3 separate regions of the Mus musculus genome follow, and regions 1 and 3 are each linked to region 2. A link is a loop called in an ENCODE intact Hi-C map of the cell type or tissue named here. Cell type or tissue: heart. All regions are shown on one strand. Region 1 overlaps 4930573H18Rik (RIKEN cDNA 4930573H18 gene). Region 2 has its middle 12 kb from the start of Gja8. Region 3 holds the start of Gja5 (gap junction protein, alpha 5).

Region 1 (8,000 bases), 120 kb after region 2:
TACTGTGTGTTCCAGAGTAGCCTTGGCATTAGAGAAGTCAAAGCATGAGCCCTCAAGCACACAGTGGGCAGCGGGGATGTGGGTGCATCAGGGAAGTCAGGCTGTAGAAGCTCTCCATGACACCAGGCAGGCAAGCATGTCTGAACATACCTGAGCAGCCAGGGACCACAGCCCCTGATCTGAGTTTGTAGGTTCATCTCCAGACTCAGTGGAGGAAGACAGATGTGGGCCAAGCTAAGCATTTAACAGTTCAGAGCCTCAGTGCAGTGCAAGGTGGAGATGTTTGTAAGATGCAGTTGCCTGTAATATGCTGCTGAACCATCAAACTAAACAGGGGACCGACCAATAGTGAGAGCTCCAGGCACCTCGATAAGCCATGGTAGCAGATGAGGAGACTGTTTTGTCATGAAGCTCAATGGTACTCTGAAATGACTCCTTCACCTATAGCCCTGGGGAGGTCATGGTTTGGTAACAAGGCTCAAGTTCCTCTGTTCCCACCCTTACCTGGCTAAGTTTTCCATTACCCGGATTCAAGGCCCTTGGAGACATGATACTTGATAACCAGGGTCCCCCCCTCCCCCCGAGAGAAGACTCATGTCTGAAGACTTCGGGGAATGTTCATTTTCTCAAGCTCTGTAGCCTAGCCAAGGCCCTCAAGGTGAAACCAAGCAACAAGGGGCTCAGGACTGGGTAGGAAGTTATGTTATACCTTCCTAGGATTGCCATTTAAGTGGGGTGGGACAGAGTCTGGAGAGCCTTAAGCTTTTAAGTATTCGATTTGAAGGTATGCACTTGAAAACCAGCATAAAAACATGTGTAGGCTCCACCTGGCTGGGTGAAGGTCAACTTGATTTCAGTAACGGTAATGAAACCAACTTGCAGTTAATCCTTATGGTTTGCTGGGCCCTGGGACGAGGTTTTACATGTTACCATTTCATCCTCGCAATAATCCCATGAGCTCGCTGAACCTTCACCGATGAGGAAAACTGAGACTCAAGGAAGACCCAGACTTACTCAGCCAGCCCACGCCACAGCCCACATCTCTGTCTATGTTGTCTTTCTCTTACATGTTTATCACATATTCTCAGGGGGAAAGGGAAGCCAGAACATTATGTGTACAGCATGCGTCAGCATGTTAAAGTAGGCACTTACAACAACAAAAGCTCTGGAGCCACACGAGTGAAAGCAGCTGTGACGGGGTCTTCCAGGGGGGTTGCTTTCATTCTCTTTCCTTTGTGAGCTATTTTAGTGTTACCATGTTATTTTTAAAATAAAATTTTCATATATTTATATTCAATCTTTGGACTAAATTTGGTGCCACCCTGGGTGGCTTCCAGGAGCCGCCTCTCCCCACGTCCACTGAGCTTAGACTTGAGAACATTTCTCTTTGCTTGAGCTTTGACCGCACCCTTAAATGGAATAAGGTTAGCAAGAGGCGCCATCCTGGATGCAGGCTACGACTGTGGCAGCAGGTGTTCTGCTGGCTGTGCACTCTGGAAATGGCTGTGCACTGGAGGGGGTGGGAGGCTGGCTTGCACCCCTTGGTATTGCACACACCTTCTGTGTGGTGAGTGTGAACAGCGGTCTACTCAACCACAGGTCAGGGTGTGGGGGCAGCCATCACCTGGGAGGATGGCAGTCTGACCTGAGCCACTCAGGACTTTTCAGGACCGATTGCATTACAAGGGAGAAGGGCTCGGTGGGGCAAGAGGGGAAAGGGCACCTGCTGGTTCTCAGAGCAAGGCAGGGGGTGGGGTGGGGGACCTGGGGAGGACACATATTCAGGAAGAGCTCTGAAGAGGGGGTTGTACTTGGGTGGCTTTGAAAAAGGAATGTGATTTTGTTATGTCAAGGGAGACTTTTGAGTTGGAGAAAATAATACAAGTTTATTCTTCATACCACCCAAATACCACACCACACACCACTTCATACCATGCCATAATCACACCACACCACACACCACATCACCCACCATACCACACCACAACACAACGCACACACCCTACACCCCCCATCACACACACACCACATATACCACACACACACCACATAACACACACCACACCACACACACCATGCCATAACCACACCACACCACACATACACCACACACCATATCACACCACATGCCACACCACACACCATATACACCATGCTACACCATACCACACTCCATACCACACCACACGTACCATACCACACACATACCACAGCACAACACACAACACACTACATACCACATTACACACCACATACACCACACCACACCACACCACACCACACCACACACCATACACACTACGCGCCATACCACACCCCCAGCAAAACAAATGACAGAGTGGAATGGTTTGTTTCAGAATCTGAGAGAACTTTTGAGAGGAACTGAAGGAGATGCAGAGGCCACGAGGATGATATACTTTTGAAAGACTAGAAACTGACTTTCTCTGGGGACTGTGGGGAGCCATGCTTCAGAGAGACTAAAGGTGACAGCCTTTCAGACCCAGAAGCTGGGAGAGTGGCCATTCAGGAGCTAGGAGTGAAGGCAGGACTCCAATCGTGGAAACCCAGGAGCTGGCTGGGGATGGGTGGGGATGACAGCAGAAGGCCAGAGACGAGAAGTTCTCAGGGGTCATTTACTCAACAAAACTGAATCCATTCGCTCATTCAACAAAAACTAGATGTGAGTTTGCTCTGTGCCTCAGAGCACCAGGACATGGGGATTCGGAGATAAAAGACACATTGCTCACTATCCATCAAGAAGGTAATAAGTATGTCAGACCCCTTTCAGTCTCATTTCCTGTCCTCCCACCTTACCCCCTCCTGCCCCAGCTACCCTACTCAACCTTACACAGGAGCAATGGGACAGATCCTGTCCTCACCAGGAACCTTCCCCATGACACTGTGGTAGGGCTCAGATCAGGGCTTGTACTAACACATGAGCAACCTAAATGTGCAGGAATCAAAGCAAGATGGGTTGAACCTCTGACTACTGGGGTGGGAGGGGGCAGAAGCCCTATACTACCACTGGTCCCACTACCCTGGCAATACTTACCCTAACCCACAGGGTTTCTTTGGGGTACAGGGCCTTTGGACTGATCAGCTAACCCCACTTGGACAATACCTGGCTTAGTTGCATCTTCCTATTGCTTTCACTTCTCTCCTCTTGAGCCCACTCTTGTCTCTAGAACTGCATACACTAATGATAAATCAACACACCGGCCTCTGCCTCGGTCTCTTTCAAATGCTAGAGCTGTTTGGAATCTAGCTCTTCTCAATATAACGTCATTGAGTGCAAGCCATGGCCAGAGAATTATTACCTCACTTGAACAACAAGTATATATGTGCAGGCAAAAATAATTTTGATGTTTGAAGTATCTGTCCTGCCTCTACATGGGTCTGTAGGGCCTCTCACGATGCCTTACATCAGTTTGTGTGATTGCACCTTTACAGGAGTCCGTGTCACACCGCACTTAGGACAAGAGGGGGCTGGTAAGAGATGCCTGCAAACCTCTACCAACTTGAAGCTGTCCTCGATGCCTTAGGTTTCTATGTGTTTCTGCTGCCTCACTTGGTACACAAGCTAGTTCTATTTAAAGACTTGTTTTCATCCCACAACTTTAACTACATGTATGAGGTATGTCTGTGTGGTGTACATGTGAGTGCAGGTGTCTGTGGAAGCCAGAGGCATTGTGTCCCTTGTGAGCTGGAGTTACAGGTGGCTGTGGGCCACTGGTGTGGTGCTAGGAGCTGACCTGGGGTCCTCTGTAGGAGCAGTACAAGCTATCAGCCACTGAGCCATCTCCTGAGTCCCAACAGACTAGTTTTTAAAATGACATGGTCTTCCTGCCTCTGGCTGCTTGTGTCTACTGACATGGCGCAGATAGAAACATCCATGAATCCCAGAACGTGCTCACTGTCCAGCACACACTCTGGTTGTGCAATGGTTCTTTCCAAAGAGCTTCTGTTCCCAGCAGTGCATCTGGAGTCTTCCTTGGGGACAGTCTAAGCCTGTGGCTGTTCTCATGACTTTGGGAGATATCCTGCACTTTCACACCCCCTTCCACACTGATAGCCCTCAGTGGCTGCTTGTTCCTTTCTAATTTTTCAGTTGGAAGTGGGGGGGGATATAAAAGAAGTGAGTCTCCCCTTCCTACTTTACCCCAGAATATTCTCAAAAATTTAGTTAAGTTAAAAATCACAAATCCACACCCACTTATTGGGGCACTATCTTAATATTTATATCAGACTATAGGTATTTAAAACACGTATTTACTTTTTTGTGTTCATGCATGCGTGTGTGTGTGTGTGTGTGTGTGAGAGAGAGAGAGAGAGAGAGAGAGAAAGAGAGAGAGAGAGAGAGACGGAGAGAGAGAAAAAGAGAGAGACAGAGACAGAGACAAAGAGTATGTGCATGTGTCTGTGTGTGTGTCTGTGTGTTTGTGTGTGTGTCTGTGTCTGTGTTTGTGTGTGCCCACAAGATGGTGAAAGAAAGTCTCGGTGCCAGTGTGTGTGTGTGTGTGTGTGTGTGTGTGTGTGTGTGTGTGTAGTCTGATGACAACTTGTGAGAATCGGCTGCCTACAGTCCTCTCCTTTCACGTGCATCTTGGGGATAGAACTCAGGCTTCAAGGTGAGGACTTTTACAGGCTGAGCCATGCATCAGCTTTTTGCCTGGAGTGGTTTCTGGCAGTGGAAAGTGGCCAAGGTCATGGTGGCTTTTCTCTCCCCTCTGGCTCTGGCAGGAGGGCTAAGAGTGTGGAGGTGTTGAGCTCAGGACGGCCAGGGCACTTGAGCGGTGAGAGAGAGAGAAAGGTGCCCTCTGACAGCTGGTCTGGGACCTGTCAGGGTGTAGAGAGAATGGCTCTGTGTGGCAGCTAAGCTTTCAAAGGGAAACACCTCTGGCTTTTCAAACACGGCCTCTTCTGTTTCCTCTCCCTGGCACCTACTTAGACCCTGCCAATCTGTCCCTCTTGCTTCCAACACTCTCCATCCACGCGCCAGCTTTCCTTTCCCACCCAGCTGGGCAGCTGAGGTAAATACCTGTGACTCACCAAGTGAACCCTGGAAAGTCAGCACACCTGACATTTCTTACTGTCACCCTCTCTCTCTCACCCAGGGGCCATCGGCTTCTGGAACTGGGAGGGACTACAGCAATAAAAATGAAACTCTTATTTTCCAGAAAAGAGCAAACCTTTTGGAACTCTGGTGCTGAGCAGTCATCTGATGCTGAGAAGTCCACTGACTTCTGGGAGCACTGCCTTGTGGTTGTCCAGCTTCTGAGCATTTCTACCCACCAACGTAGCAGGGTACTTAGGCTTAGTTGTCCTGGCTTCACAGCAGCAGGGTGCTTAGGCTTAGTTGTCCTGGCTTCACAGCAGCAGGGTGCTTAGGCTTAGTTGTCCTGGCTTCATAGCAGCAGAGTGCTTACTTAGGCTTAGTTGTCCTGGCTTCACATCAGCAGGGTGCTTAGGTTTAGTTGTCCTGGTTTCACAGCAGCAGGGTGCTTAGGCTTGGTTGTCTTGACTTCGCAGACTTGGTGGCAGAGTCCAACTTTGGTCTTTATGTGACTTCTTAGAGTTCTTGTCTCTTTGTTTGGAAGACAGAGGAGCAGTATCTAACTCCTCTAGAGAAGACATCTATGCCACCCTGGCCCCATAACTCCATGGTGGCCTAACAGTCCAGCCACTCATGTTTCCCTGATTATCTGCAGATAGCTTTTTTTTTTAAGATTTATTTATTATTATACATAGTACACTGTAGCTGCTTTCTGACCCACCAGTATAGGGCATCAGATCTCATTATGGGTGTTTGTGAGCCACCATGTGGTTGCTGGGATTTGAACTCAGGACCTTCTGAAGAGCAATCAGTGAGCCATCTCACCAGCCCTGCAGACAGCTTTTAAAAGATGCCTCCTAGTTGTTTGTTTGTTTGTTTTTTATCTTATTTTAATTTTTAGTTAACAGTTTTTCCTCAGTTGAGACCTTTGCTCCTGGAGTTTCCACCCAGCACGAGCTGCCCAAAGTGTCCCAGTTGCGTTAGACTTGGCAGCAGAGCTGCAATCAGAAACCCTGCTACTGCCCAGGCCAGGCACCCTGGGATACGTGCTGCAGGGACGAAATGACAGCCGGGTAAACTGCTGTTACCGTTATTCCCCTTTCAGAAGTTGAGACAACAAAGTGTGTTTTCTAAAGCCTCAAAGTTAGTTGGGGGTTGGGGCAGAGGTGGTTAGACTCTCATGTCTCTTTCTAGTCTGTTGTTTTGACCTATGGTGGGTCCAGCTTTAATGAGGTCCCTTCTGCTTTGTCTACCTTAGACAGTCAGAGAGGGAGGGATTTGATATGAATGTAAGCACTGGCCTGCTATAAGTTGTCCCCGTCTCCCTACAGACATCTTAATATGTTAAAGAAACAGGCACAGAAGAGCTCTGACTGGCAAGTGTTCTGAGGACACAAGCTTGATCCTTTAGTTCTGTATAAGGTTCTGCATCAAAACCACAAACATAATCTGCCTCCTGTGAGCCTGTCCTGTAGAGATGGATGATAGCCCAAAGCACGGGTTGCCCGCGTGGGAGTCTCCTGGGGAACTATTCCTAGAGTGGAATACAGAAACGGTACCTAAGAGTCATCAAGGAAGAAGAGACACTGAGATAATACTCAGACACAATCTTTTGCGATGAGTTCAGAGCTTTGTGTCTGTCTATATTCTTAGAGCCTAAAGCTTGAGAAAATATCAAACAGAGCATGTGTTTGGGTGCTGCACTGAAACACAAGAACACTTGTGCAATGAAGTCATAATGGTCCAGGGGTACATGTGGTGTAGTGGCTAAGCCCGCATAAAAATCAGCTCAAACTAAACCAAAGACCTTACCTGTAAGGCTGAAAAATTTTGAAACTTCCAGGGGAAAACATAGGTAAAAATACTACAAGATATGAACGTACTCAAAGACTATCTGGAAAGTGTTTCAGGAACACAGGAAATAAAACCAAGAGCTGACACATGAGATTGCATGGAATTAAAAATTCCTGCATAAGAGAGAAAACATCTTCAGAATGAAAACACAACTTATAGAGGGAGATGACATCTTTGCCAGCAACAAAACCAAGGGATTTGTATGCAGACTATATTAAGAGATCAAAAAAAAATAACATAACCATTAAATCCAATCAATAAATGGCCAATCTTAGTTTTCCACTGGACTGCATTTGGAATATACTAAAATCCAAGCTTCCAAGCACTCCTGTGAGGGATTTTCTTAATAAAATTATTAGAAGCACAAAAACCCACCCTAAATCTGGGCCTTACCTTCTGGTGGCACACACAGAAGGACATGGAGGAAGGAGGCTTTGTTTTTACCTGATGCCCACAAGCTCACTGGCGAATTTGTCTATCCTGTTACCTCAGCCAACATTAAATCCGACTTCTTCAAGCTTCCAAGGTAGACTGAAGTAAGCTTAGATTTTTAAAAACCTACTTTTAATAAGGGTTCTCGAATGCTTTGATACCCCTTTTAGCCCACTGTCCAAAGGTAGGGGAGACAAGATATATGTGGACCTGTTTAAAAGTAGTTCTTTGGGGAGACTCTAATCTCCATTTGTCAGGATACCAGCAGTCCAGTTTAGTAGTGTGAGGATAAAAAACACGAATCAGCGGCAGTGGGCAGTGGCACGATCCAGCAGAAACCACCAAATTGGCTGGATCTCACTTCAACCTGTGGGTATTCTGGTGGTCTTTGAGCAGCCTCCAGTACATTGGAAGAAACATATGAATAAGGAAGAAAAAAAGGAAGGGAAGAAGGAAGTCAAAGAGAAATTTGTGTGCTACTGACCATGAATCAGGCATTTATTAAGTCTGCATGTGATGTTCTTCACAGGATAGTGGACAGAGAAGGGGAGAAATCTATATACAAATGGACATCTACTCCAGTAACCAAGCTGTGTCCTCTGTGATAAAGAATCCAACACAATCGGCCTCCTGGGCGCGGGTTGAGAGTGGCACGATCCAG
Region 2 (8,000 bases):
GAAACAGAGAGACACACACAGAGGCACACACACACAGAGAAGAGAGACAGAGACAGAAAGACAGAGAGAGAGATGCAGAAAGAGACACACAGAGAGACATAGACACACAGAGAGAACATTGCTCTTCTTTTTTGAAGGTATATTTTCTATCCTTTCTACAAAGAGGGAACTTTGCAAGATTTTTTCCCCTCCCTCTTCTTATTTTAAAATTGCTTGTCTCGGTATCCGCAAGATGGCTGTTGGGCCTGTAACTTCTCACCTGGAGCAACACTGTGCTTCCTACTGCTCATCTAGGCATCTAGGCTGACCACCTTCTTTTTAGACAGGGTCTCTGTGTATCCCGGACTGGCCTGAAACTGGCTATGTAGGCTAGGCTGGCTGCACAGAAATCTAGCTGCCTCTACCTCCTCAGTGCCGGAATTAAAGGCATATGCCATCACACTTGGCTCCAACCTCTGTCTCTGTCTCTCTCTCTCTTTCTCTCCCTCCCTCTCTCTCTGTCTCTGTCTCTTTGTCTCTTTGTCTCTCTGTCTCTGTCTCTCTCTCTCTCTCTCTCTCTCTCTGTCTGTCTCTGTCTCTCTCTCTCATTTCATGTAATAGGTCCTGAACTCACTGTGTGATTGAAGATGACCTCCAACCCCTCCTCCGCTTGCCTCTACCTCCCAAATGCTGGGTTATGGATATCCACTGTCATCTGTGACCCGAGTTGACTCTCTTTCTGTGTATTCCATCTCTTATGTCTCAGTGTGCATGGATGGCAGAAAAGTGAACCCCAGTGACGATGGCCACACTCTAACTCCTGGAACTTGTGCGTGATATGCTGACACATAGTCTGCTAACCAGCTGACTTTGATATGAGGACAGTATTCTGTGGTGCATTTATGTGTGTGTACATGCGCGCACTTCTGCATGACCACAAAGGGGCATGTACGTGTGTGTACATCCATGAAGACGTTAGAGGCCAACTGTGGGTGTTATCCCTCAGAAGCCATTGCCATGTTTGTTTATTGAGACAGAGTCTATCACTTGGCCTGGGGATTTCTGATTAAGCCAGGTCAATAAGTCTTAGGATCCTCTTCCTAAGTGTCTGCCTTCCTAGTGCCGGGCTTACAGGCACCACCATGTGCTTGGGGGAGCAGACTCAGGTTCTTATGCTTGCAAAGCAAACGCTTTCCTGATTAAGTTCTTGCCCTAGTTCAACCCTGTTCTTCTTCCTCTTCCTCTTCCCTTTCCTCCTCTTCTCCTTCCTCTCCCTCCCCCATGTATGTATATATGTGACTCTGTGCACACATTAGGAGTCGACATGAGACATATTCTCTTCACCTTTCACCTCTTGAGACAATCTCACTGAACTTGGTGCTCGCCAGCTGGCTGATTGGCTGGCTCTCAAGCCCCAGGGGTTACAGGCACGTGCTATCACACCCAGTTGCATGTGGGTGTTGGGGGAATCTGAACTTGGGCACGCTGGGGCAGGCTGAGTCCCAGGCTATTATTCTTAGAGGACTGATGAGCCTGGCCTAATTTCAGGGGTCCTTAGGTGGAGAAGGGGAGACAAAAACGAGGGTGAGAGAATCAGGAGCACACAGAGGAAAGCACTCTGAGTGGCTGCTGGTGCCTTCGGAGGTAGGCTAAAAGCAGAGGATGTGAGCAGCTCCCAGAGGCTGCCCCTGAGCTTTCAGACAGGAGCAAAGGCTGAGGTGCTCTGTTATCTCAGTGAGAGTTTTACTTCAGACTCATAACCTGAACCCCAACATCCCCCTCTGATCCTGGGAAACATTTTGTTATGCAAAAACCAGCTGCATAGTCTGTAGAAATAAAACCCGTTCAACCTCTGGGGTCGAGCTCCTGGGTCCCCACACCTTGTATATTTTGGTTGCAATTGTCCTTCCTACAATTACTCAAGTCTGGCCTACAGCTGCACCTTGGCTGACATTCATGACAAGTAAAACTGCAGCCAGGGACAGTTGCCTTGAATTAAAAAGAAAAGAAAGGAAGAATGGGTCTTTTCCCTTTGCCATTTCATTTTATTTTGCCTCAAATAAACATATTGAATGTGTCAACATTTTCCTGGGGAAAATGTGGAAATGGAGGCAGGAAAACTTCATTGCCTATGGTGCAATTTAGTTAGTCTGTCAATCATGAAGGGCTTCAGTTCCCTCATCTTTGAAGAGGGAATAACGGCAAACAAGAGGGAGTCCCCAACTGCAGTCCCTAAGCCCCCGGAGGCTCCACGTAAAGTTACCATTCCTTGGAATCTTAGCCTCTAATATGGAAATAATAGTGACACATTCCATCATTGAGATGTTTGGGGGGATTTAATAAGATAATAATACAAGCTGTTAAGACAATTCTTCAGAAGCAAGCTTGAGGGCGATCTACATACAGTTCTACCACTAGATGGCACCATCAACACAGCCAGAGGATAAACGACTCTGAAGTCGGTCTCTGCATGAAGTAAGTTTCACAGTTCCAAAGAACTTGCCTTTTTCTTACTTTTTGTTTGTTTGTTTGTTTGTTTGTTTGTATGTGTTGGTTTTTTTCTGGTGTGGTGTTGGGGATCAACTCAGGGTCTCACATATGACACGAAAGTGCTCCTATACTTCCTGTAGAGTTTTAACTTTTTGATGTAAACTTTATTGTGGTCAGAACTTGTCTCAGGCTAAGTAAACTGTGCTGGGGAATGAGTGGAGGTTGGGTCTGGAAATCAAAACAGTCTTTTTGAAACACAAACCTAGTCATGTCCTTCCTGTACTTAAACCTCTCTGTGGCTTGCTATCAATGAGTCACTCATGGACCTGCTGCAAGGCACCTGGAAGGGCAGGAGGAGGAAGAGGAGGAAGAAGAGGAGGAGGAAGAGGAGGAAGAGGAGAGGGAGGAGGAGGGAGAGGAGAGGAGGAGGGGGCAGCGTGGGGGGTCAGGGGCAGCTTGGGTCTGTAGCATGGTGCATGGGGGGGGTGTTGCTCATCTCTTACTCCTGCCCATCTCTTGCCACTGATGTCTTTGTACTCAACTCTCAGCATCTGCGACCCGTTGGGGTCCCGATTCCCATTACCCTCCTTCTTACTGCCAAGCTTCTGCCTATGCAATGCCTCTACATTGAACCCTGACTCATGTCTTGAGGCCTCATTGAAGCTTTAGTTTCTCTTGAAAGTCTCCTCTGACCCTACTGTTCTCTTGTTCTCGATGGTTCATTTATGTGTCTGTCTCTCCCACCAGTGTCTGAGATTGCTGAGCACAGGAGATCCATCTTGCTCAATCTAGTTTATGAAGCCCTAGCAAAGGAGAGAACCTGGTGATGTGTGCGGTAAGAAGCTGAGTGTGAGCAGAGACAGGCCTTCTGGGTAGGTGAGATGTAGGAGTGGAGATGGAAAAGCAAGACATAGCACTGCAGGTTCTCAGGAGTCAGTCATTGGCTTCAACTGGGGCACAGGGGAAGTTTTCCCAGGTTTTCTTCTAGGTCCCGCAGAAGACCAGGGTGAGATTCTTCACATAAGTCCCAGGGAGACTCTCACACTGGGCTCAGGGTTGAGTGGTCCTGACAATGGCTTGCTTCTAAGGGTCATTTTGGATGACCTTCATGGTGTCTGAGGTTGACATTTCTAGCTGCTCACATACCTAAAGGGAATGGTCCTACCAGGGCTGCCCCTTAGTGAGGGAAAGCACCAGGCTTTATGAGAAATCGCTCTTACTGCATTTTCCTTCCAAGCCAGTCCCCCAGGCGTCTAAACAATGCCTCTCCAGGCAGCCTAGCACAGCTGTCATAAAATGCAAGTGAAATCGGTATCTATGGAAACGGGCTGGCTCCTAGCTCCCTTTTGCCCGGCTCACTCCCTGCCTGTGGCCAGGATAGGTCTAGACTTCAGGCCCTGCCCTCAGATGACAGGGCTGTGTCTGTGCCACACCATCCTCCCAGATCCACCTGCTTCTGACTTTCTCTTAACAGAGGCAGGGGAGCACCTGTGGGGAGGGCGAACTTGCTGGAGTCCAGACACAATGACTACGACAATGTGTCTGCACAGACACAGGGAGAGCTTGGTGGATATTAGCCCCGGTTTGACCATTGGAGCTTCCTTCACCTCTTGAGAAAGCCTGGACCATTACATGGTCAGCACGGTTTACTCCCCAACTCCTCTATCCACCCAATGGCTGGGTGTGATTTTTCTCTCTTCTGCCAAATTAATTATTCATTAGAGGTGCACATGTGATGTTGCCTGATTTAAGAGGTTGATTGATTGATTGATTGATTGATTTGGGTTTAAAATGAATGAAAACCAGCCTGCTTCAACATGGCAGAATGGCCCCAAATGGGAGCAAAGATAGAGTTTTCTTTTCCTCTTCAGCCCAGAGCTACTGATTTATTAAATCATGAAAAAAAAAATCTGCCCTCCCCAAGGACAATCTATCATCAAAATGCATTGCATGGGCTGGAGAGAGGTCAGCTCTTAAGGGCACTGGCTGCTCTTGCAGATGACCTGGGCTGGGTTCCTAGTCCCACATGGTTGCAGCCATCTGCAACTCTAGTTACAGGGGATTCAGTGCTATCTTCTGGCCTCCATAAGCCTCGGGTATGCCCCCAGTGCCCTGACATGCAGGTGAAGCACTCACACACATAACATAAAAATAAATCTATCTTAAAAAAAAAGATCCAACAGGTCACATTGGAGCATTGTAGGTAGTTATATATCTTATCTGTGGGTAAAACGGGCTGAAAAGGTAGCGGGAGTGAGGCGGTGCCATTTACAGAAGCCATTGAACAGCCAGAAATCTAAGGAACTCATTTCAGCATGCCATTACCTCCTGCCTGGGTAATCGAGCAAAGAATCAGCCTGGACCATTGGTGAGCCTTGACCACGAGGGGGTGCTGCTGTTCCGGCTTTAGAGCCTGAGAGCATCAGGGGAACTCTGTCACACCAGAATAATGGGCGTGGAAATGAAGGGACAGGGAACGGCAGGCAGGAAGATGGGGTGTGCGTGTGTAACTTTTTATTCGGTGGCCACAATTATTCTGGTCTTCTAATGTCCTTCTCACTATCCTGGTGGGGTTAGGTGACCCTCAGGGATGGTTGTTGCTGTTGTTGGTAGTGGTGGTGGTGGTTGTCGTCGTCGTCATCTTCCTCCTCCTCTCCCTCCTCCTTTTCCCTCCTCCTCCTCCCTCAAAAGCCCCTCTCATAACCGTGATCTTTGTCCTACCATCTGTTGGTCTCAGTCCCAAATGACCAAATCCAAATACGCTTCTCTACTACATTCCTTCCCTTTACCCCTCCCAGACCTGCTTGCATTTCTGCTGGGCCTGCAGAGCCCTGCTGTGCCCCTGCCTGAACCAGGGGTGATAAGAGCAGAAGGAAACGTAGTGGGTGTAAGTTAGCATTGTTCAGAATCGATTCTAAGAGTTACACCTGAGATTGTGTGAATTTGAGTCCCAAGCCTGCAAATCCCAGACAGACCTGCTTGCAGGAAGTCCCTGCTACTGTGGGTTCTAATGCTAAGGGAGGCAGTAGGGAGGAAGTCTCCTCTGCTGCTAGCTGGATAGCTGAACCAACAGAGACTTCAAGTTCTTGGGCAAGGCTCCATTCTTCCCTTGGCCTATTGTAAAGTCCAGAAGAGTGGAAAGTACCGGGGAACTTCTGTCCTAGGCCCGCAGCTGTATTTTCATATCCTCCAGATTAGAGTCTTCTAGGGAGACTGCAGTCGTGGCTTATCACCGTGCCTTAGTATTTTCTGTATTTCTGGGCTCTGTCGGCAATCTCAGAGCCCACTTTCTATCTACAGGGAATTTGGCTAATTCTTCTAAATCTTAGTTTTTTGACATTTGAGGTGGGGAATGACTGTTATGGGGACTTAATGAAATAATCTATGTAAAGAACTTGGCCCACAGACTGGCTTTTACTTGGTGACAGACACTTAGCCAGCATACAGTGAGGGTAGGGGCCGGGGAGATGGCTTAGTGGGTAAAGAGCTCACTTTGTAAGGGTAGAGATGTAAAGTTGGACATAGAAGTCTGTAATTACAGTGCTCCGGAGTCAAGATGGGAGGTGGGAACAGAATCCTTGGAAGTTTGAAAAGGAGCCAACACAGTGTAGGCAGCACTTCCACAGTGTGGAAGCTGAGGACTGATGCCTGAACTGGCCTTCTCTGACTTCCATGTGAGTATTGTATCACGCACATGCCTACGCTCATGTGTACCTCACATGTATGTGGGCATGTGAACGAATTCACCCACCCCAAGTATTTATAATTAAAAATTATTTCATGTACAAGTGTTTTGCCTGCACGTATAGTGCACCAAGTGCATCCCTGGTGTCTGTGGAGGTCAGAAGAGGGGGGGGGGTCCCTGGGAGCTGGAGCTAGAGATGGTTGTGAAGGCATCACATGGGTGCTGGGAGCCAAACCTGAGTCCTCTGCAAAAGGAGCGAGCGCTCCCAACTGCTGTGCCATCTCTCCGGCCCCAGAAAAACTTTTAAAAAATGCAGTGAGGATAATGCAAAGCCAGGTGTTTCACCTCTGCACTTTACCATTCTTGCTATAGGATCTCAGGAAAGCTGACGGGGTTCATGCGGCTTAGTTCCTTTCTGTATAAAATATAATTTAGGGTCTGGAGAGAGAGCTTGGGAGTAAAGACCGTGCTTAGCCTGCACAGGGCTTGGGGTTCAATCCGAAGCATCTCATTTAAACCAGGGGCTGGGAAGACAGAGCAGTCGTTAAGAAGGCTTGCTGCCTCATCCTGAGGACTGGAGTTTAGATCCCAGCACCCACGTGCTGCAGATGCTTGTAATGCTAGCTCCAGGGGATCCGACACCCTCTGTAGTGGTTTCAGTGAGGATGTGGATTCTTGGTTTCCAGTTAGTGAAACTGTTTGAGAAGTATTAGGAGGTGTGGCCTTGTTGAGGGAAGGTGTGTCTCGGGGGTGGGACTACAAGTTTCAAAAGCCCACAGAATCCCCAGTTGGCTCTCTCTATCTCATGCTTGTAGTTCATGATGTAAGCTCATAGCTGCTGCCCCAGTGGCATGCCAAGATGTCTGCTGCCATGCTCCCATCATAATGGTCCTGGGCTCACTCTCTGACACTGTAAGCCCCCAATAAACCCTTTCTTATGCAAGTATCCTTGGCCATGGTGCCTCTTCACAGCACTAAACAAATTAGCTAAGATACCCTTTTGTGATCTCCATGGGCACTTTTACACACATGTGTACCTACATAAACTCACACACAAATAGTAAAAATAAATTATTAAAAATTTAAATAAGTTAAACAAGGTAGCTCAATAACAGCACCCTAAGGTAGTTGCATGGACCACATAGCTAACATGTGCAGACTATCAGAATAGTATTGGCACGTAGTCAGTACCCAAGAAAGTCCAGTCCTTCTGACCTGTGTCACTGTGGCCTGGATTAGCCAAAAGAATCTGCAAAGCCATGATGCATGCTTGGCAGGAGAGTTAGTTTTTCTTTTCACTTTGTACTAAAACGAATCTGTATTTGTTGTTTGGACAACTGATGAACCCTGTGTTTTGGTAATTTCTTACCCCAATAAGCCCGTATAAAAAACACACAACTTAGTTATTGTGTTTATAAGCTATATGCCTAGGTTGGGCAGATCTATCACTGTACTAATTTATTCCTCATCTATGAGACCTCTTGCTACTTGGAGCTTCTCCAGGCCATGTGGTTCTGCTCCATCTTCCTTCCACTTCCTCCTTCCTTTCCATTCCCTACTCCTCCCTTACTCTATAAAACCTCCAGCCCCACCTTTCTTTCTTTCTTTTTTTTTTTAAAGATTTATTTATTTATTATATGTAAGTACCCTGTAGCTGTCTTCAGAGACACCAGAAGAGGGCATCAGATCTCATTACAGGTGGTTGTGAGCCACCATATGGTTGCTGGGATTTGAACTCTGGACCTTTGGAAGAGCAGTCGGGTGCTCTTACCCACTGAGCCATCTCACCAGCCCCAGCCCCACCTTTCCTTTCCACTGCCCAATCATAGGCTCTAGCCTTTATTGG
Region 3 (8,000 bases), 96 kb after region 2:
AGTGCCATTTTTTAATGTGTGGAGCCCACCCGGAGGCCTCTCTCTAAGACTCTTTTTACACTGAATGTGAAGAAGGAGAGAGCATGGCAGAATTTCTGTTTTGTTTCCAGCTCTTGCCCTGAGTTCTTTCTAAGGCATTAGGTATCTGCTCATGATGTCCTTCTCTGGTTTGTGGTGACAGCTGTACTGGGTCCCTTTAGAAAATCACTCCAGACCTACAACATGAATGGCATTTTCCTTACTGTTGTTAGAATTCTTGACTTAGTCTCAGAGAGATTCTTGCAAGAAATAAGCCACTCTTCCCAAGTTCTTCCAAAACCTCTTAGTTTGTGTCCATCAAAATATTTTCTGCCTAGATGCTGTACTGAGCTTTGTGCATAGCTTCCTGGATGCAGCTTCCTGCAGTATCTCTAGTGGCCCCACCCAATTTCCCTACTGATTAATTCTCTGTTCTCCAGATAGGATGGTAGTAGTTTCCTGCTATGCCCTGAACTGTCCAGCCTCACAGGTGTGCCTACATCTAAATATGTCTTCTAGGTTCTCAAAGGAAAATGGTACTCTCTCTGTATCCCTGATGATCTAGCATTACATCACTGGCATTTAGTGTCTCCTTTGGCAGCCCCATGATCTGTGAATTGATATTCCATTAAACCTTCCCCACTTTCAGATCACCCCCAGGTGACACTTCATAGGATCTTAACCTGCTATCTCTGGCTAGAGGTAATAAGGTGTCCCCAAGTGCCTTGTTTTGTGGAGTGGCTATAAAGTAGGAACAAAGTCACAGCATGGAAACAGGGACAGCTGGGGACCCAGGGCTCTAATGCTGGCTTCAGGGCTGAACTCTATCCCAGCCATAGTAGGCACAGGTAGAGAGGAAGCAGGCTCTGTGCAGCACCACTCCATGCTGTATTCTGAAGTCATACCCACTGCACCTCCCATACTAGCCACTAATCTAACTCTTCACATATCTTCCTCAGTTCTCATGACAACCGCAGAAGCAGACATTATTACCCCCAGCTTACAGCTGAAGACCCTGAGCTTCATGGAGGATGGCTTGCCCAGTGTAGTTCTCGGCTATGGAGCGGCAGAGCCAGGATTTGAACCCAGTTAGATCGGCATAGGATATTCTGACTAAGGAACCAAGATTCCTGCATTTATATCAGAACCGTTTCCCTTCTCCCAGTCCCGTAAAAGAAGCCCTGTATCCTGTCCTCTCCCGCTGGCCCTCAGCTTGTTCACTGATGGAAAACAGTCTGTCTGTGACAAGCTCTGGCTGGGGAGGGCACTGAGTGGACAACTGTGGAACAAGAGGCAGACCTGTGCACTGGCCTGGCACCTGGCACCCACTGTAGTATATGACACCATTAAGGAGTCTAGACTGTCCCTCAGTTTCCCTGGCGGTTGCAAATGATGTCTGAGATTCTCTTCCTCAGCTGGCATAGCTGTGACCTCCGACATTTGTCCCAGCCTCTCTGGGACCCCAGCTTAATGCTTCAACAGAGGAACTGGTACAAGGTAGAAGAGGAGGTGGACTGAGGTGATGATTTCGGAATTTCTCTCCTGTGACAAATAATGTTCTAAGATCTCTCCCTGGTTCAGCTATTCTAGGGACAGCCACAGACTTCTTCAGTCTGCCCAAGAAGGTGTATGTTGTCATTGGCTAAAACCTAACTTGCTGAGCAACTGAGTCACCACGACCCTGTTACTCCATGTCCTTGACCCTCTGTTTCCTCAGGCATTGCGGAATGTGAAATCAGAAACTGGGATAAAATAACCCACGTCTGTGAAGCCCCTAGCTCAGTGTCCAGGCACACATAAAATGCTGTTTTCTGGTTAGAGGAGAAAAGCGAGAGGAAGAGGGATGGAGAACACTCTGATTGGTGGGGGATGCGGCTCCACATTTGGAACCCCAAGTTAAGGGGGTTTGACCATTCAGGTAAAACCTTGTACCCATTCTGGGTGCCTAAAGGCTGTGGCTTGGGAGAATTACCTTTTCCTGGGCTCCCTGAGGGTCTGCTGTGTGGGCAGACAACTTCTTTTCTGGTGACAGGAAAAGGACTGGGAAGAGGGGTTTTCCTCGGGGTGCTTCAGGAAGGCAGAATTCTGCCTTAGCGGCTGAGGGATGGGCAGAAAGAAAAGAAAAACCCAGGAAGACTGTGCCTGAGCCAGCTGAGCCAGCTGAGCCAGCTAGCAAGTGCATGGACTGCCGGATTCAATTGGATTGGATTGCGGATCGCCAAAACAAGGACAGCCACTGGGACAGGGACAGCGGGACAGGGACAGTGACGGCGGAGGGCAGCAGGGTGGGGGTAGGGTGTCTTTCTCGACTGGTGAGGAAAAGGGAGGGGAGAAGACTTTTTAAATGAGTGCAAAATTCTACGCACAAAGAGAGGGGAGGGAGGGACTCAGAGGGGGAAAGGGGTGGAGAAAAGAAAGAGGAGGAAGAAGTGGGAGGAGGGAGGGCAATGGGATACCGGTTAAAAAGAGGGTGGGCGGGAGCAACTAACAGGCTCAAGAGCAAATAACAGTGGGCAGTTGAACAGCAGCCAGAGCCTGAAGAAGCCAACTCCAGGGAGGAGGAAAGGAAGCAGGTAAGGGTGGACTTGAACTTTAAAAGCTACAACTACACATCAGTGGGAAGCAGCTCAGACAGAGACTTGCCTCTCCAGAGGCTGAGCGAGAAGCAAACCTCCCTCTGGACCTATGAGGGGACTCCCTACCCCTCTCTATTCCTGCCATAGTGAGGCTTGGCTAAATTAAGTACGGAGGTTTAGTGGTGCTGTAGAAACATGACTGGGGTTGGTTGACAATCTGCCCCCGTGCAAACGCAGTGCTCTGGGGGCATCTTAAGAAGTGGGTCACTAGTCCATTTCCAGGAACTTTTGTTTAGTGGGAATTGGGCCTTTAAAAACAAAAAACCAACAGTGTTTTCTGATGTTTTCTCTAGGCATGAAATCTCTTTTGAAATGCTTTCCACAGCATCTAGGAGAATGCCTTGAGTTTTTGAAGTTTTTTTTTTCTTCTTCTTCTTCATAAGGCATGTTGGACGGTTTAAAAAATATTCTCTGCTTAGCTTCCTGCTGCACCTCATGTCCCCACTGTGCAGTGTCCATACACGAGAATCCCAGCTACCCTTGAGGTCAGGTAAAGAGGCTAATGAGAGCCAGAGAGGTAACCAGAGGGAGGAGGCCCGCAGGGCTCCATCCTACCTGACAGCAGTGTGAGGCAGAGGCTGCTGTGAGTTCCTTGCCTCTCTTCTGATCATGTGGCAAGAGAACCCAGACTTGGGGATAGGAAACCTGGGTAGCTATGTGACCTTGGGCGTGACACTTCCTCCTCTGGTTCTCATTGTTCTCCCATGAAACGTTGGAAGTAGAAGGACCTTCTCTGGTCCAATTTGCAGTGACACCGTGAAGAACTGTGATTCCGTAGGCCCCAGTGCAGTTCAGAACCACTTAAAAAGCAACACTTGACACAATGGTTTAGGTTTACATTCTTAGTTCCCCTGGTTCCTGTACCCCCTCCCAGTGCCCATCAAGAAGTCACCATCGTAGGGACTCCTGGTCACTCCTCAGCTCATTGCTAAGGTGGGTGTTTCCTGGTCAAGGTTTAGAGATGCACAGCCAGGCTGGCCTTAGAGAAGAAAGGGCAGTGGAGAGAGAGAGACCTGAAACCAAGAGATGCTCACCAGAGTGGAGACAAGACCCTGGTGGGCAGGAAGCATCTTAACTGGCCTCACCCTGAAGCTAGCAGGCATACCAGCCTGACTTTCACAGTAGCAGGTTAAGTATGCTCCAACTTCTTCGATACCCTTTGTTCCCAGAGGCACAGCCCAGCCCAGAGCCTGATTCACTGCTAGAGGGACACTGCTGGACTTCCTACCTTCCCGTCAGGTCTCCACCCTCACCCCTGGAGCAGCAGAGCTGTTTGGCGCTTGTAACCCATAGCTGGCCCTCCAGGCCCTTTCCTCACTCCGCAGCTGCCAGCGAGGAATCCGGAGTGCAGAGTGGAAACCCCAAGAGGGATGTTTTCTGAGCCCTGTCTTTCCTACTCAAGTGATGCTCACAGCTCCTTGGTACTCACCAAGTCAGGTTGTTCTGCCTTGCCACTGTCTTGGAATTCCTGTAGTGTCTGCCTGGCCTCCTGACACTGGTCTCTGTTCTTATTTCTTAGCTGCCTCACTCCTATGCCCCCTCATACCTAAAGTCCTGGTTTAAAGTCTTAGGTCATTAAAACCGGAAGAACTCTCGAAGTGGTCGGTCAAACATAACTTGCCGGTGAAACACCCTGCTCTGCCCCTTATTCTTTGCTATGCTTCTTTCCTCTTTCCCTGATGCTTCCATTTAAGCATCTCTGCAGTCCTGAGCTTTGACAGACACCGCCCTCCTGCCCGCCTGCCCCTTCTCACCTCCCCTGGCTGGTAGAGGTTACAGACAAGAGATGGTCACAGACTCCAGCAGTCACAGAGGCTACCACAGTGCCACCTGGTCTCTCGGGTACTGGCTGAACACATCTCTTGGGGATTGCCAGTTAAAGTGGGACAGGTGAGCTGCCTGTCTGTCACTCAGGACAGAAGTGGGAGACCTGCAATGCCCTGAGCCAGGGGATCTGATGTCACTGAGGTCAAGTTCTCTGCCTCCCAGGGAAGGACTGTTCCACAGGGGATTTCAGCAGCTTTCTGTATGAATGAGTGTCCGCAGGCCCGGCTCTGGGCTCAAGGCTTGACTGAGCTAGCCAGAGAGGGGCGATGCTCTTTTTCCTGGAAGGCCTGGAGGTTTCTGTAAGAAAAGCAGACTTCCTTCCTATTGTGGAAAGAGGTTTACTTGTGAATGACAACCTAATACCACTTTCTGAATCAGTTGTTTTCTGACATATTAGCAAATAACTGGCAAGAAAAGATCCAGCAATCCATTCACTTTTTTGAGGATTTAGAGTCAGAGGGATTGAAATTGCAGAGAGATAAGACAGTGTCCCAGACATAGGGCAAAAGGACGAAGCAGGGTATAGGTCTGTAAATGAACTATGTGACTTGAGGCTAATTACTTAACGTCTCTGATCCACAGCTACAGGAAGAGAAAGCCTTGTGCAAGGCTTAGTTAGCATCACATAAAGCCCGTTTCCTGTTGCACATTGAACCCTGGGGTCTGGGTACATGAGTACAGGCTCCCAACTGCTGAGCTACACCCCAGCCTGGGATCTTAAATGGCCATCACAACCAACGACAAAGCAGTAAGGCCAAATCCAGCAGACCTGCTCCTCAGTCCCAGGTTCTTTGAATTATTCTTCATTTGATACAAAAACCCATTTCTCAATGAAGGCCAGCCATGGCATCCCATTCTTAGAAGGTACTGCTTGCTTTCATGATTTATAGATAGATTCTTCCCCCTATGACTATTCATGCCAACCCCTAAGCCGAGGGTTAGAAAGTATGATTTGTCTTTTAACTTTGCCACTCATCTGCCAAACCTCTCACAGCTGGGCAGGTTCCAGGCTCTCCAGATGCACCAACTTGGGACTGTCAGGCCTTGGCAAGCATTCCACCCAACCGCTTTTGTTATTTCAATACACTGTGGTTCAGGGAAAGAAATGCATCTGTCTAAAGCCACAGAAAAATAGCCAGAGCTGGAAAAAGCCTCCTTCAGGAGATGGTAACACTGGGTGTCCATAAAAGGCTTCCAGAATCCCGTGCCAACCTGAAAAGTTCTTGGTTCAGAACTTCAGGACAAGGCAGAAGTGGCCAACCAAGATGTCTCTGGTCCCCAGCTTACAAGAGATAAGTTCCCTTTTCTCTCTCCAGTAGACCTAGCATGCTTGAATACAAAGCCTTTAGCTATGAACACATTCAAAAGGCTGTAGTTCCTCAATCCCACAGCGCATGCCCTAGTGCTAAAGTATCTGTGAGGCAGGTTGGGCCTGCCTTAGGAGCAAGAGGAACCTGGTGTGAGCTGGCCTCAGCCTTCCTCAGTTTTGCTCTGAGTGTCTTGATGACCAGTGGAGCATTCATCTGTCTTACAGATACGTGAATGTCCTTCTAAGCTCTCATGTTTTCCTCACCCCTGACAGTTGCCTTCTGGTACCTAGTGCCAGGAGAAACTTGCAGTGCCACTAGCCTGTTTCTTGTATCTCCAAGTTCACTGTGATTGGGTGTAATTGGGTAATTGGGTCATGGATGAGGGGTTTTACTGGGGCCTCCAATGTGCCAAGTAGTGTTCTAGATGCTTCCACATATTCATAAATCTGTTAGTGCCTGTGATTAAACATCCCCACTTGGTTTTGATCTAGAAACTGAGATCACTTGACTAGAGAGCAATGAAATCAGAGTCCTGACCCTGCTAATTCTCAGAAACCATGAGTCCGTCATCTGACTATGACTGTCCTTATTGTTCTTGTCATGATATGCTAAGATGCCGGAACCTGCTGTTTGGCTAGCTAGAAGCCATCAGTAGACACCGCCACAGCCAAGAGCACTTACTGGCTAGTAAAGGAAATAACTTTCTATATGTGAATCCCGGCCAAATGGTGACAGATGCTGAAGAGTCTGGGGTCCTGACCACTGTAGGCTGAGGCCCCCCGAGGCAGTGACTAATGCAGGAATAGCTTAAGTAAGAGCTGGTCTGCCAATAACACAAAAGGTAACAGAAGAAACCCCCAGCTTCTTGTGGAACTGGATAAAATGAGCAAAGTTCCATTCATGGGTTGAGACTGGCACTCTGGACACAGGTTCATCATACTTTGTCAGTTGTAGGAGCTTTTCTGACTCCCTTGCACAGAGACATAAGGAGAGCGTGGGCTTTGGTCTCAGACTGATAAGATTCAGGTCTGTTGGCAGCATTGTCTAATCATGGGACTTTGGACCAGTTACCAAACCCTTGGACCTCCATTTTCTTTTCTATGAAATGGAACAATATGACTTCCACAAGATAGTCAATGGATGGGTTTTAAATCATGGTCTGAGAAGACTGTGCACATGGAAATGCTTCATGTTCTCAATGGTGCTGTGTGTTCTTATGGTCCCTGTTCTACAGTCATCTCATGTAAAAATAAGGGTCGAGGCTGAGTGATCCCTGTGTCTTTCAGCTGTAAGGTTCTAGGAGTCTATTACAAGACCATAGGAATTTGAGTATTATCATAAATAGAGTTTTCATTACTAATTGCATAGAAACTAATCAACTCCTGTGAGGTAATTAATAAGGACTTCCTGTTGTTTTGTTGTAAGGTACCATTTCTATACACTACCAGCGTCTAACTTCTGTTAACGTTTCAAGAAGAAAATGATTGTTTTTCCTAACATAATTCTTCCTTCACTCTGTCTGTCCCCTCCACCCTCTTGGCTTCAAAACAACAATGTGCCAGCAGGTGTCTCTGACTCGTCCAATCTGCCCTTGCCAGGATAAAGTAATTAGATTTTTAAAAGAGTCAATTATCTGCCATGGGCTTGAGTGGGAGGAGAGCTGTTTTGCATACAGCACGGCATCCATCTGTCTCTTTCCTCCTCTCTCACCTCCATCTTCCTCCATCTCCTTTATACAGTGATCAAGGCTCAGGCATGCTGGCCCCAGTCGACGTCTAATGCTGAGGAAGTAGCTCACAGGGCATGCTCAGTAGTGGCAGCTACTGTCAGGTGCCTGGTCACATACCCTTCGGAATTGAAATCTGAAATGTAAGAATTAAACCAGCTCCCAACATAACAATTGTCCCGTGAGCATCCAGTCACATCATATGAAAGTGGCTGACTTCTCCTGTGAGGTTTTGCTAAGGAAAGGAAGGACAGGAAATTCACATGAAAATGGAAATGAGCACAGTTGTTAACATGGGGCTTTGTTTCAGGTGCTCCAGGATCAAGTGTGGTTTCAACTTCGACCTCACTCTGAGCTCTAAACGTGGGTGAGCATGGCTTCTATTTCCTTAGCTTGCTGTGAGGCTCTAATAAAAGTAGTCTGCAGCCTCTACGTGCACATTCAGTGCACAGGTACTCAGTGCACAGGCATATCTCTCAATAT

What was found. A loop is a pair of places that touch in the nucleus more often than their neighbours do. Peaks named below come from ENCODE experiments on the same cell type or tissue, not always from the same donor. Only the 100,000 strongest peaks of a DNase experiment are listed, where the experiment ranks them.
Region 1: it touches region 2 in a loop (2.8-fold over the local background); 20 of 42 quality-filtered maps call a loop at or near these places.
Region 3: a loop joins it to region 2, with 4 times the contacts of the local background. A loop is called at or near these places in 8 of 42 quality-filtered maps.

Annotation. Positions count from the first base shown.
Region 1 is chr3:97,058,197-97,066,196 of GRCm38, forward strand. The region is part of intron 1 of 4930573H18Rik (RIKEN cDNA 4930573H18 gene); the gene reads right to left. Among named protein-coding and RNA genes, the nearest start is that of Gm31120, 12 kb to the right of the region's middle. In heart, no CTCF peak of the experiment used is centred here; DNase peaks (open chromatin) are centred at 4,825 and 6,045; H3K27ac peaks cover 5,636 bases.
Region 2 is chr3:96,934,038-96,942,037 of GRCm38, forward strand. No RefSeq gene overlaps it. Among named protein-coding and RNA genes, the nearest start is that of Gja8, 12 kb to the left of the region's middle. In heart, CTCF peaks have their summits at 2,392 (motif pointing right) and 4,848 (motif pointing right); a DNase peak (open chromatin) is centred at 4,864; H3K4me3 peaks cover 334 bases; H3K27ac peaks cover 1,560 bases; H3K27me3 peaks cover 2,395 bases.
Region 3 is chr3:97,029,895-97,037,894 of GRCm38, forward strand. It overlaps Gja5 (gap junction protein, alpha 5), which reads left to right and starts at 2,508. Exons shown (of 2, transcript NM_008121.3): 1 at 2,508-2,591. In heart, no CTCF peak of the experiment used is centred here; no DNase peak of the experiment used is centred here; H3K4me3 peaks cover 2,901 bases; H3K27ac peaks cover 4,106 bases; H3K27me3 peaks cover 3,511 bases.